Linked DNA regions of Homo sapiens: region 2 is linked to region 1. Evidence: chromatin loops called from intact Hi-C (ENCODE). Cell type or tissue: dorsolateral prefrontal cortex. All regions are shown on one strand. Links, peaks and the distances in the headings refer to the core of each region. The heading gives the core; the rest is flanking DNA.

Region 1 (8,089 bases), core at 1,911-6,910:
ATGTATTTCTTAGTTAGAAGCTGGGAAGTCCAAGATCCAGGTGCCAACAGGATCGGGGTCTTGTGAGGGCCTGCTCTTCATAGTTGGCACTTTCTCACATCCTTGTCTGGCTGGAGAGGCACCTGCGCTCCCTCCAGTCTCTGTTATGGGCCCTCATCCCATCTGTGAAGGCCCCTACATGACCTCATCACCTCCCAGAGGCCCCACCTTTTGCACTGAGGAATGGTGGGGGGGGGGGGGGCACAAATTTCGACCGTAGCACCACGGTTAGTGCCGAGACCCACACAATCATGGTGGCCATAAGTTAGGCACCCCCGCTACCTGCGCCTTATGCCAGAGGAGGTCAGTGGGAAGCTCCGAGCAGGACCGAGAGGGTGAGCACAGACAAGCGCTGTGCGGCGTCTGTCCGATTGCGCAGGCTGCGCTCCTGCTGCGTTCACGTGCGAGGCCACAGAAAACACTCGCAGCAGGCCACGCCCCAGGCCCCTCACATGACAGCTCGCAGAAAACGCTGGCACGCGTTCGGGCGTCAGGCACACGCATCTCAACAGATGTGGCTGACACCCAAGGCAGTCGGCCTCAGTGCCCTGTCACCCACCTAGAACCTGTTCACAGCATGTCATCCGGGCTGCTCTGGCCTTGACTGGACATGATTATTTATCCTTACACACCGTGGCTGCTCTACAGGCCAAGAAACAGGCTGCTCAGCCAGGGTCAGGAGAAGGTGGGTCAGGCTCCCCGGGGACCTCAGGCCCTGACGCATCCTGGCCTCACCCTAGGCCTCCTCTGTCGGGGCAGCCTGGCTCAGCAGAGCCCGGGACACACGGCTGAGGCCACCCAGGCTGGGCCATCTTGCCCCTGTTTTGTGCCCCCTACTCAGTTCTCCTTCTGTCCTGGCTCAGGTCTAGGCCAGTCAAGAGGGTGGCTGAGAAGCAGGAGGAGCCTCAGAGACCCTCCCCTCGAAAGCACTGGGGCTTCCACCTCACAAGCGGCAGGTTCGCTTTGGGAGCTGCTGGTCCATCGCCCAGGCCTGGCCAGGGGCAGGCGAGGATCCTGGTTGCCGATCCATCGTCCAGGCCTGGCCAGGAGCCGGTGAGGAACCTGGGGCTGTTGTGCAGGGGTCGCCGTCTCCAGCTCTCTGCCGTGGTGAGGGGATTGTGCTGTGTGCACACCACCGGGCTGCATCGAATCCCACCATGGCCCAGAGGGTGGACCTGTGGCTCCTTGGGGGGCCAGCATCTCCAGTCTAATGGGTGCCCCTGCCACTCTCCTGAGTTCCCGTGCAGAGCTCCCCCCAACACCTCAGCCTTCACCTTTCTCAGTTAATCAAAAGATTCCAAAAAAAGCAAACCCATCAGAACGGCTTCCTCCACCGAGTGTTCAGGAACAATGAGCGTGCCCATGGCAGGCACATATACCTTCCTCCAGAGAGAGCGCCTTTTATTTCCCATCCGCTGAGGCTGGTTCAACAGCTTGTTGGCTGTGACAGCCAGTGATCACCTGTATTTCAAAGAGACACACAAACACTGCAGCCTTTGAAAGAATCAGGCCCTCGGGACAGGTCTGTGGTCTTGGCGTCAGCAGGCGTGCGGCGAGGGAGGCGGCGGGTGCTCCAAGGCCCTGCTTTGCTTCCCCAGTCCCCACCCATCTGCTGGGAAGAAACTAAAGGCTGGAATTCCCCCCTGCCCTCTGTGCGCAGCTCTTCCCTCGCTCCCCTCTGCTATTCGACCTCGTTGCTGCAGTCCGGTTGGGGATATCCAGGACTGCGCCGGGAGTGCCCCTCACTGTCTCAGCCTCTGTCCTGTCTGTGGCATGTGCATCATTCTGAGGAGAAGGCTGGATTTTGTGCTCTGCCCTGGGAGCAGGTGTTGAACTGCACCCACTTGTGCACAGTGTCAGCCCTACCCCCATCGCTGGCAGCTGACGCCAAGCAGAACTGGCCTGCGTACCCTTGAAATCCTGTTCAAGCTCTGCCTGCCGCTCGGGCAGGCCCCAGGCTGCCTCCTGCCCCAGGCCAGCCTGGGAGCACACTTGGTGCCTGGGAGCACACAGAGGGAGCACACTTGGTGAGCGGAGAAGCTTCTGCGCAGCCTACTCTCTCTCTGGGGCCTCAAAGGGCCCAGCAAGGCAGGCAGGGAGCATCATGCACCTCTTCCAGATGAGGCCCCCAGCTGGCGAGCACCAGAACCTGGAGCCTGGCCCCTCCTCAGCAGATCAGACCTCCCAGTCCCCAGCACCTGTGGAGGGCACAGGACCACTCCCTTCTAGAGACTCTGTGTCTCCAGGTGAGGCCGAGAACTCATGTTTCCCCAGCTCCCTGCATGGCTCTGTTACACACCAGGCTCAGGACTTCAGCTCGGCCCCTTCTAGCCTGCGGCTCCCGCTCTGGTTGTGGAGAGTGGGTAGAGCGGGCGTCGTGTCGCCCTGTGTGGGGCAGTTACAGCCTGGGCTTCCTCCAAGTCAGATCCCTTCTCAAGGGAAGTATCGCGGCGCGTCAGTTATGTTTGCATAGAGGTCCCTGCTTGAAAAACATTGATTTCACCACCATTGTAGGGTGTTTGGGTTACTCTCTTCTTTTCCATTTAACGGTATGTTGCCAAATTTTTACACACATCTTAGAATGTTTTCTTAAGATAAAAATCCAAGTAGTGAAATTACCTGATCAAGGAATTGGATATATTTTCCCCAGGTTGCGCTTCAGAAAGGCTGTGGACGAAGTGTTAGGAGCATTCCTGTTTCACCGCAGCCCCCCAGAACTGGGTCTGCATCAAATTTGTGTGCTTTGCCGAGTTAGTAGGTGAATAGTGGAATTGCGCGTGTCTTTATGAGCACAGAGCGCTCATTGGCCGGAGGTGCATCTTCATGAGTACGTTGCTCATGGGCCCGTCCTTGCCTGGATAGGAGGAACCCGGGACTTGATTGGTCTTGCCACAGCCTGGTGGTCTAGTTGCTTTGTGGGGTGTGCAGTCCTGGGGCTGCGGGAGGGGAGTAACCCTTAGTAACCTGTGTGTCTGCCCCTCCACAGAACTGTCAGACCTTCAGCAGCCTCAGCTGCCTGAGCGCAGGGACAGAGGACTGCGGTCCCCAGAGCCCCTTCGCCCGCCACGTCAGCAACACCAGGGCCTGGACCGCCCTGCTCTCAGCCTCCGGCCCAGGGGGCAGGACCCCCGCTGGGACCCCGGTCCCTGAGCCTCTTCCCCCTTCCTTCGACGACCACCTCGCCTGCCAGGAGGACCTGTCCTGTGAGGAGTCAGACAGCTGCGCCCTGGACGAGGATTGTGGCAGGAGAGCGGAGCCGGCTGCAGCCTGGCGGGACCGCGGGGCCCCTGGGAACAGCCTCTGCTCCCTGGACGGCGAGTTGGACATTGAGCAGATAGAGAAGAACTGAGGGGGTGTGGGCCCAGGCAGGGCTGGGGTGTGCTGGCATCGACAGCCCCCACTCTGGGCACTAGGTGGGCCCTTGAAGGGGAGCCCAACTCGTGGGCCTGATGAAAGCTTCCTGAGTGGTGTCGGGTCCCAGAGAGGGAGCCCACCTGCTGCCTGGGGGAGAGCCTGGCCTGGCCGCGTCATACAGCGGGTGTGTCAGCCTCTCACCGGCTCCCCGAGCGTGGCAGCCACCAGGTCCACAGAACTACTGCAGCCCAGAGGACAGCTTTGAAGTTTGCGTCTTTTCTGCCTCTTTCCCTGTGGGATGTTGGGCAGTCTCTGTTGTCCCCGGCAGAGCTGGGCACCGCTCTGTATCCCCCTGGTGGTGGGGGCTGTCAGGGAGGGCCTGGGGTGGGGGCCAGGGGCCATCTGCTATGTCAGGGCCCTTCTTGGCCTCACTCAGGTTCACTTCTGGGGAGTCGGCCCCGCAGCTTCTTTCACTCAGTTTTACTCCGTGCCTTCTCTCCCAGGTCTCCCTGCTTCAGGCTTGGGAAGGTTCGGGAGATGCTTCCTTCTGTAACACCAGAACCATTTGGCCTTAATTCCAATGTGAGAGACAGAATCCCTGGGGTGCTGGACTGGCCCTCCAGAGGGTAAGCCATGTCCGGAGTCTCGGGCCCAAGGAACGATTTGGAGGGTGCTTGTTAGGGCCTCCCGTGTTGGGTAGAAATTTGGTGGATCTGTTGGCTGAAAAGACGGACTTGCTTGCCTCTCCTACAGCATGGAGAGGCTGACCCCATGGCTCTGCCACCGTTGGGGCAGGGTTAGCAGATGGCAGCCCTTCTCTGTGGCTGACAGGTCACTGAGTGATAAGCATGGTTGGTTCCGGTGAGTGTAGGGATGGCACGATACCAGGGCAGCCTCTTGAAAACGGCCTCGGGAGACGGGAGCTGCGAGCAGGTGGGCAGATGAGGGCCCTATGCGCACTCAGGGGTGAAGGGCGTCCGCTGGCCACTCTGCAGGGGCCCCTGCAGGATTCCAGGCACCTCCCGTTTGTCCTTGAGGACTGCTGGCTGTAACCAGGGCACATCACCCACCTCAAGACAAGCCCACGCCCTTGTCAGCTTAGGGGGAGCCCAGTCCTGAGGGCTGCATCTCTGTTGTAGGCCCAGCCACCGGCACAAAGCTGGATTCATGCTCCCTGCCCCTACCCCACCCTGGCTCCTCACCCTGGGGCATCCGAGGAGCCTAGCCCCCTGAGGGTTTGCTCTCCTCTCAAGGTTTGTAGCTCCTCTCCGGCTGCCTTGCAGACACCACCACATGGGCTCTGCTCTATGGGAATCTGGCTTTTAGCGAATGTGGCGTCTTCTGCAAACAATAGCAATTGGGCTGGCTTAGGAGCAAGTGGCTCATTTTCCCATAAGGCTAAAAATAACTGGTGCGCTCCCTTGTGTTGGCTGACACGCGCGTTCAAAGCACTTTTGTAGTCACTTTGCTTTTGCTCGTCTTCATGGACGAGTGAACGCCTCGCTTCTGCAGGTTGAGTCCAGATGCTTCTCACCTTCTTTCTCCTCAAGAAAGATGCTTTTTGGGAAACGTTGTTTAAATCTTATTTTTTTACTACATCAAAAGGATGGTGGTTCAAGTTCCCAATATGTGGGTGGCACTTCTTAAAAATCAGCTTTAAGGAGCTGGCAGAAAGCCCCCAGCCCCACAGCCCTGAGAGATGGTGTTGCTAGCTCAGGTGGCTGACACATGGGGTATGCCGGGCACTGGGCAGGTCCCAGAGCCGGGGAACCAGCTCACCTCTGGTTGCTGTAGCTCCTGCCGGAGGCATGTCTACTTGTGATCCCGGACAGCCGAACCCAAGAGCTGGTGGCTCTGAGCAGACAGAGACATCTTGGCCTGTCCCTGCCTGGGGGTCATGGAGACCATGTCTTCTTAGAGCAAATGTGGAGGCGGCCAGGGCAGTTGTTGGGTGAATGTGGAGAGCACATGGCCATGTCTTGCCCCCGGAGTACCACTGGGCGTGGGGGGTCCTGGCACCACATGCCCGGTGTGGCCGAGGGCACACAGCCTCTATAGCAGGCCTTCCTGTGGAAGGCAGAGGCAGTGAGGGAGGTGGACGGTGCCAGCTGAGGCTGAGGCATGCAGCAGCCCCCAGCTACCTTTGCTTAGGGCTGGGGTGGGAGGCACATGGTGACAGGTATATGTCGTGGGACTGGGGTGTGGGTGACCTGCCCTCAAACCTTGCCTGCCACCTCCCCATTCAGGCCTGGTGGCAGGAAGGGACAAGCTGTGGAGCTGGCTGAGTCACAGCCACCTCCCCACCTCCCCGCAAGCTGGTCCCATCGACCAGCAAGCCCAGCCCCAGGGCGCTTAGGGAGAAATGACCCAGCCTCCTCAGACCCCGCCTGCCTGTCCTGTGCCCACCACGCAGCAGTCAGGGGAGAAAATGGTGGCTATCCCTTCTGCTTAGAGAAAGAAATGGCCTTTAGCTGGTTTCATGTTTGTGTTTTGACTGGAGGGAGTAGACCCTATCTATAAGGTGCCACCCCATCATCCAAGCTGCCACACTGCCCGGAGCAGCCTGTTCCTGCACTCCACCCTGCTGGCCCCAGGACTTCTGATCTCAGTCCTCTGGGAGGGAGGTTCGCCTAGGAGGTGCCCCCCACATTGGTGTCCCCATGGGCAGCAGGCAGACAGCTCACCCCCACCAGCATGATGGCCCCAGCTGGGGGCAGTGGCAGGAGCCTTACTTTTGTCACAGCCTTGCCCACAAACCCTGCCTCTGAGGGGAGACTGAGGAAGGGCAGAGCCAGAAGCAAGCCGTGCCAGGCCATCTGCCTGCTCATGGGGTCCTAAAGCGCGGGCTAAGCCTGCAGGAAAGCCGGGGCGGTGGGGGGGGCTTAGTGCCACATGCACCCCACTCATTCCAAAGCCACCAAACTGCCAGGGGCTGCCGTCCACCCGTGGGGCCCAGGGGCTGGGGCCACAGCCTTGCCATTTTCGTTGCCATACCCTCTTGCCTTACTCGCGGTGGAGGCCGGATTTGCACGGGCAGACGTGCACCTGGGCCCGTGGGGAGCTTGTTCTGACCAGACGTACAGATTTTCATTCTCAGAAAGCCTTACTTTTCAACCAAATTTTTGTAGCCAGTTTTGTGAATTTGTACACTGAAAGAAAATTTAAATAAAGGGGAAGTCCACATTAAAAAGAAAACAAAACAAACCCTAACTAACTTCCAAATGGGTCTCCTGGTGCGGGGGCGTGAGTGGCCGTGCCCTGGGTGTGCTGCCTGTCTGAGCAAGCTTCCCTAGCTGTGGAACCCCGGGCCCCCTGCTGCGGGCTCTGCCTTGGTGTCATGCCTGCTGCACCCCCGTTTCCACTGACGTGCCGTCTGTGGCTATGGGGGTGGTCACTGGAATGACGGTCACTCCAGACGTCAGCCGGCAGGGATGCAGCAGGCTGGCCGCGCACCGGGGCTCGGGCACCCTCTGGCCCCACACTGGCAATGATGCCACACCTTGCCATGTCCACGCTGTTGGTCAAACCCCTCTGTCATGCCTCTTTAAAGAGAAAAGAAGAGAAAGATTTTTTTTTTTTTTAATGGCAGACCGAAGTGGAGATCTTGTAGCCTAGATAGGATAGTCTGACCTTCTAGCATAGTCTTTTTGGCAAATGATTTGTGTTTTCAGTGTGTGGGGAAGCTGTCCTGGGGGCTGGGGCGACAGATAGCACATAGGCTGTTTCTGGGGCTGCAGGGGCTTCCCTGAGCTGGATGTTGTGGGTGTTGCCGTGCTTCAGGAAGTGTGGCGACCAGAAAGCGTAGACCCGGGGCCCAGGGTCTGCCCGCCCCTGCAGCCTGGCCTCCCCGCACAGGCTGTGGCTTGCACTCCAGCCGCTCTAGTCTCTCAGGAATTTGCTTGTTACTTGTACTGTGTAAATAAAGCTTCCTGGTTCAATACCCAAGTGCCTGGTGCCAGCTGTGTGGTTTCTGTTGGGTGTGGTGAACTGGCAGGTCCCCCCTGCTCACAGGAGCATTAGCTCTGGGCGCAGAGAGACCTAGACTGGACCCTTCTGTCCCCTCCAAGCCTCGGGGTCTGAATCGATAAAATGGGGCTAGCAGACATCACAGAGCTGTGGAGACGCCGGGGGACGGGGGAAGGCTGCCCATGGCCACAGCTGCATCATGGGGAGCCCTTCTAGGGCCAGGAGCCCCAGGACAGCAGTGGGGAGACACTCCTTGTGTCACTTGAGTTAGAAGCCATGGAGGAGTCTGCCCTTCCGAGCACAGCAGCTCAGCCTTCGACAGCGCTGGGAGGTGAGGCCACACAGCAGCGTGCGGAGATGGGCCCAGCCTGGCCTGCAGCCCTGAGGGGCCTGGGATGGCCCCCACCACCCACCCACCAGGGTAGCTGAGGTGGCACAGACAGGCTCACTGGCTCCGGGTTTCTGCCCCCGCTGCAGGCAGCACAGTGCAGACTTCTGCTGCGTGAGTGAGTTGCGGGGGCCCCAGAAGCACGAAGCCCAGCCCGGCGTGGCCCACTGTCTCCCGTGCATGGCCCTCTGCTTACCCGGACTCAGGAGAAGGGCGTGTTTGCGGCCTGGAGGACAGGCGTGGAGAGGTTTGCTTGATTTCCATAACTCAACACTTGCCCACACAATCTGCCCATGGAAGTCTGGCCTAGAATGCTTGTTAGGGCCAGAGCAGCCCCTCTGG
Region 2 (5,000 bases), core at 1-5,000, 210 kb before region 1:
TCTTGCCTAGGCCTCCCAAAATGCTGGGATGACAGGTGTGAGCCACCATGCCGGGCCAAAGCCTTTTTCCTTAAAGTCAGGCTTTCTCCAGGTCTGGGAGAGCTTCATCAACTTTACCACTTTCTTTGCTGTACTCAAAGGCCAGTTCAAACGCTCTTTTGTTCTTAGGTTTTAGAGCAAACTACTCCTAAAAACACAGCGGGGATGACGAAAAGAATGTGGGAAAGTATTGTTAGCACCAAGCTCAGTATTTGGCTCACAGGAGATGTTTCCATTGATGTCTGTTGCATAAATGACTAGGAGTGAACAGGCTCTGCCGAGATCCTCCCACTCGATGGAGGCAGCTGGGGGCAAAGTGAGTGAACTAGGATGAAGAAGCAGAGATGCAACCAGTTATGGCTGCCTTTTGATATTGTCTCTACTTAGAATATAACTGATGGAGACAGCTATGTTCTTAGCAAGCCTTTCTACATTTTCCTAGCAAAACTACTATCACAAATGGGGCTGTAAGTATTTGAAACAGTAGTATTAACAATCTACTTCAGGCACAGAGTGAGTGAGCCAGGCTTCTGCGAGACGGCATGAATCATTATTCCACAGCTTGACTCTGTTCTGGGAAAGCAGATTCTGACTTTCGGATCCTAACTCTATTTGTCAGTTGGAAGACAATTCAAAATTAAAGTAGAATTAAAAGCTTTTGGGCAAGACAAATAAGATGAAAACTAATAAATAAATCAGTTACCTGAACTTTCTCCTGAAGTGCATTATAAACCTGATAAATCGCCCTGATGTCTTTCATCACTCCATCCTTGTCAAAAAAGTCAGTACTGGAAGACAAACAGAAAAAAGATGCCTCAAGGTTATCATAACTGCGGTGAAATGGAAAGGCATTTTTCCTGCCTCTTCCACTTTATTGTTTAAATGCTGTGACTCCGAGGTGACAGTGTTTAAGGAATAATGCCCATACCACAAGAATTACAGAAGAGAAATTTAAAAAACCCATGTTACCAAGATCATTTAAAAAATAATAAAAAGCTATGTATTTTTCAGTGACTATGTTTAGCTTTTAGAACCTCAGAAATAATACTCTATCCAAAACTTTTGTATCAATTACAAAAAATATTGTGGCAAATGATTTAAAAAATTCATAAAAGTAAACTATCTTTTCAACAAGAACAAAATTTTGATACATGCTGGTGGTATCTAGACAATTACCTTACTGTATTCTTCAATTTTAATCATATCAAACTTGGTTTTACATTTTTCCATACACCTTTTAAATGTTATTAACAAAAGAAATATTGCTGACAAAAGAAAAAACTAGCACTTTACCTTTCAACTTACCCATGTTCTTTAATCACTTTGGCATAACTCTGAGAAGTATTTGGCACTGAAGACACTTTGTACTCTTGCTGGCTAGTATTTCCTAGATTGGGAATAGCGAGTGATATCCTCTGATTATACCTATGGGAAAAATTCAGAGAGATCATGTTAAATGTACCATTCTATCATATTCAAGTGAGACTGACAGTCTAAAAAAAAAAAGGGCTGGGTGTGGTGGCTCACACCTCTAATCTCAGCACTTTGGGAGGCCGAGGCAGGCAGATCACCTGAGGTCAGGAGTTCGAGACCAACGCCAGCCTGGCCAACATGGTGAAACCCTGTCTCTACTAAAAATAAAAAAAAAATTAGCCGGGCATGGTGGTGCACACCTGTAGTCTCAGCTACTCGGGAGGCTGAGGCAGGAGAATCACTTGAACCCAGGAGGCGGAGGTTGCAATGAGCCAAGATTGTGCCACTGCACTCCAGCCTGGGCAACAGCAAGACTGTATCTCTAAATAAATAAATAAATAAATAATTTTTTAAAAAGGGCATGCGTGGTGGCATGTGCCTATAGTCCCAGCTACTTAAGAGGCTGAGGTGACAGGATCAGGAGTTCAAGGTGGCAGTGAAATATGATAGTGCCACTGTACTCCAGCCTGGTCACAGGGTAAGACCCTGTCTCCAAAATAATAGTAATAATAAAATTAAAATAAATAAAAGTAATTAACTAAAGCAAGAATGGGGCTTGGTGGTAGGAGTCTTAGTTGCTGACGTTGGTAAACCAACAGGAAGGTCTCACGGAGCACCTCCTTCTACAGACAACCCAAGGATACATGAATTAGTGATGTTTTCCCTTCTGTAAAGTAAAACCTTGCTTATCAACTCCTTGAGAGCACAGGTCATGCCTTACACATCTTTTGTATACTCACAGTGACTGACACAATGCTGAGCCTGTAAGTGCTCAAGAGATACCCACAGATTACATAATGAAATCTTATAAAAACCTTTTTAACAATTAACAATTATTTTCACTGATGTCAATTTAATTTATTCTACAACAAATAAACTTCCAGAGGGAAACCATTTTGCTGTTTACAAACAGACAACATGATCATATAATCATAGGGGTGGTTTTTTTTTTTTTTTGGTTTAACAAGTTCACGATGCAAAACCCTCGTTAACCAGCAGGTGGTTCAATTTCACAATTTTGTATTTGAAATTTATGTTTCAAAATTATAATCAGACTTCCACAGCAATAAAACTACATTTCCACATAGTGGATTATGGAGAAGCAAATGATGATTTCCAGCTATTTATTCCTTATAAGAATTTATGCATAATAAACATGTCTTGTTAATGCTTCTTGATCCAAAAACAATTTTATGTAAATAACTGACAAGAAAAATACCTTCCGTAACCACAAAAAGAGCTAAAGGGAATAATACAAGTTTTTATTTAAAGATGCATAAAGTTTTGGGAGGCCGAGGCAGGTGGATCACCTGAGGTCAGGAGTTCAAAACCAGCCTGGCCAAAATGGGCAAAACCCCGTCTCTACTAAAAATACAAAAAAATTAGCCAGCATGGTGGTGTGTGCCTGTAATCCCAGCTACTCGAGAGGCTGAGGCAAGAGAATCGCTTGAACCTGGGAAGCAGAGGTTGCAGTGAGCCGAGATTGCACCACTGCACTCCAACCTGAGTGACAGAGCTGGACTCTGTCTCAAAAAAAAAAAAAAATGCACTATAATGCACATTTTTGAAGTCACGAATCTCAGTGACTTGTACCAACATCCTTTTTTTTTTTTTTTGAGATGGATTCTTGCTCTGTTGCCAGGCAGGAGTGCAGTGGCACAATCTTGGCTCACTGCAACCTCTGCCTCCAGGTTCAAGCGATTCTTCTGCCTCAGCCTCCCGAGTAGCTGGGAATACAGCCACGTGCCACCACACCCAGCTAATTTTTGAATTTCACCATGTTGGCCAGGATGGTCTCAATCTCTTGACCTCATGATCCATCCGCCTCAGCCTTCCAAAGTGCTGGGATTACAGGCGTAAGCCACCACGCCTGGTCCCAACGTCCTTCTTATATGTGAGGCAGATGGAAAAGCAAGCTTTACCTTCTATTTGGTCTGAAGAGCACATATTCTAAAGCGTGAGTGGAATTGTTGGCAGTGGAGATGAAGCTGAAGAGAAGAAAGACGAGGTCGGGCACGCCGAGGATGCGGGTGAGCTGCTTGTGAAGAACCTGCTCTCTGTAGGACATCTGCTGCTGCGTATTGCGCCGGAATCTGTACCACCCAATGACTTTCTGAAAGAAAAGTGTGAAAAGTTGCATGAAATCTTACAAATTTAATTCTGAATGTATCCATACAAACACACATGCACAAATGTTCATAGTAGCTTTATGTGCAAAAGCCCCACCCTGGAACAACCCAAGCGTCCATGAGCAGGAGCATGGATAAACAGACTGTGCTTCAGGCATATGCTGGAATCCTACTTAGTGATAAAAAGGAACATGAATGAGTCCTAAAATAACTATCCTGAGTGAAAGAAGCTAGACACCTCCTCACTAAAAGAAGTATAGGTTATAGGATTCTATTTGTACAAAATTCTAGAAAATGAAAACTAATCTAGTGACATAAAGAAGATCAGTGGTTAACAGGAATGAGGGGAGAAGGCAGGACTGGAAAGGCACGAGGAAGCTTTTGTAGGTGAAGGAGATGCTCGTTATCTTAATATGGTGATGGTTTCACAAGTTTACACATACATCAAACTTCTAAGAGCATACATTTGAGATATGTGTTATATGTCAATTTTACCTCAACAAATCTATTTTAAAAGTTTAGCTTTTTCAGCTCTAACTATAGCATAACTAAACTGGCTAATGAAACTGTTATGCACTCTGGAAGAATACTTCTCATAATGTGATTTGTTGGTCATCAGGAAGACAGATGACTTCAGAGATATCTGAAAGACTGCTAAAGTGCAGATTCCTGGACCCCATCCCTAAAGTGCAGATTCCTGGACCCCACCCAAATCTGCAGAATCAGAACCTCTCAAGATAGAGCCAGGAATCTGAATTTAAGTAAGTTTCTGAATTTTTCTTTTGCATACTGAAATTTAAAAACATCTGTTTTCAAAACATTTAATTCTTTATTAGAAGATCAATCTTCATACAGCTTCCTTCTTTGAAACCAACTCTGAGTTAAAATCTTGTTTTAAGAAGCAAAGGTAGTTTAAATCTAATAGTGTCATATTAAAATTAAAATTAATAGTAAATTGAGATTGTTTTGACATTTTCATGTAGAAAGTAAGCCAACTTTTGCTGAGGCTAGCATTGTCACAAATATTTTCACTAATTACTACACCACTCTAAGTGAATAATGTTTTCTCCATTGAGTTCATATCATATGCAAAGAACTACAGAGAACAAAGAAATAAGCAATAGTTCCTGACTTAAGGAGTACTACTGAACATAAAACATATCTTCCCATAGATTAAAGCAATTAATTCTGATATCCCTTAAATAAAAAGAAAACCCAAGCCTTTCTCTCAGGGTATAATTTTTTTTTTTTTTTTTTTTTTGAGACAGAGTCTTGCTTTGTCACTCAGGCTAGAGTGCAGTGGCATGATCTCGGCTCACAGCAACCTCCACCTCCTGGGTTCAAGCGATTCCCCTGCTT

The links. Hi-C counts contacts between places; a loop is a spot of excess contacts. Peaks named below come from ENCODE experiments on the same cell type or tissue, not always from the same donor. Only the 100,000 strongest peaks of a DNase experiment are listed, where the experiment ranks them.
Region 2: a loop joins it to region 1, with 2.1 times the contacts of the local background. A loop is called at or near these places in 4 of 110 quality-filtered maps.

Annotation. Positions count from the first base shown.
Region 1 is chr10:124,618,541-124,626,629 of GRCh38, reverse strand. FAM53B (family with sequence similarity 53 member B) reads left to right here. Exons shown (of 5, transcript NM_014661.4): 5 at 3,026-7,338. The coding sequence ends at 3,388. Among named protein-coding and RNA genes, the nearest start is that of FAM53B-AS1, 81 kb to the left of the region's middle. RefSeq lists enhancers at 1-606, 607-1,562, 4,439-4,939, 6,292-6,421. In dorsolateral prefrontal cortex, for the core only: CTCF peaks have their summits at 4,575 and 4,788; a DNase peak (open chromatin) is centred at 4,813; H3K4me3 peaks cover 731 bases; H3K27ac peaks cover 5,000 bases.
Region 2 is chr10:124,825,220-124,830,219 of GRCh38, reverse strand. ABRAXAS2 (abraxas 2, BRISC complex subunit) reads right to left here. Exons shown (of 9, transcript NM_032182.4): 5 at 3,435-3,625; 6 at 1,345-1,464; 7 at 743-827. Among named protein-coding and RNA genes, the nearest start is that of ABRAXAS2, 26 kb to the right of the region's middle. In dorsolateral prefrontal cortex, for the core only: a CTCF peak has its summit at 2,492 (motif pointing right); no DNase peak of the experiment used is centred there; H3K27ac peaks cover 208 bases.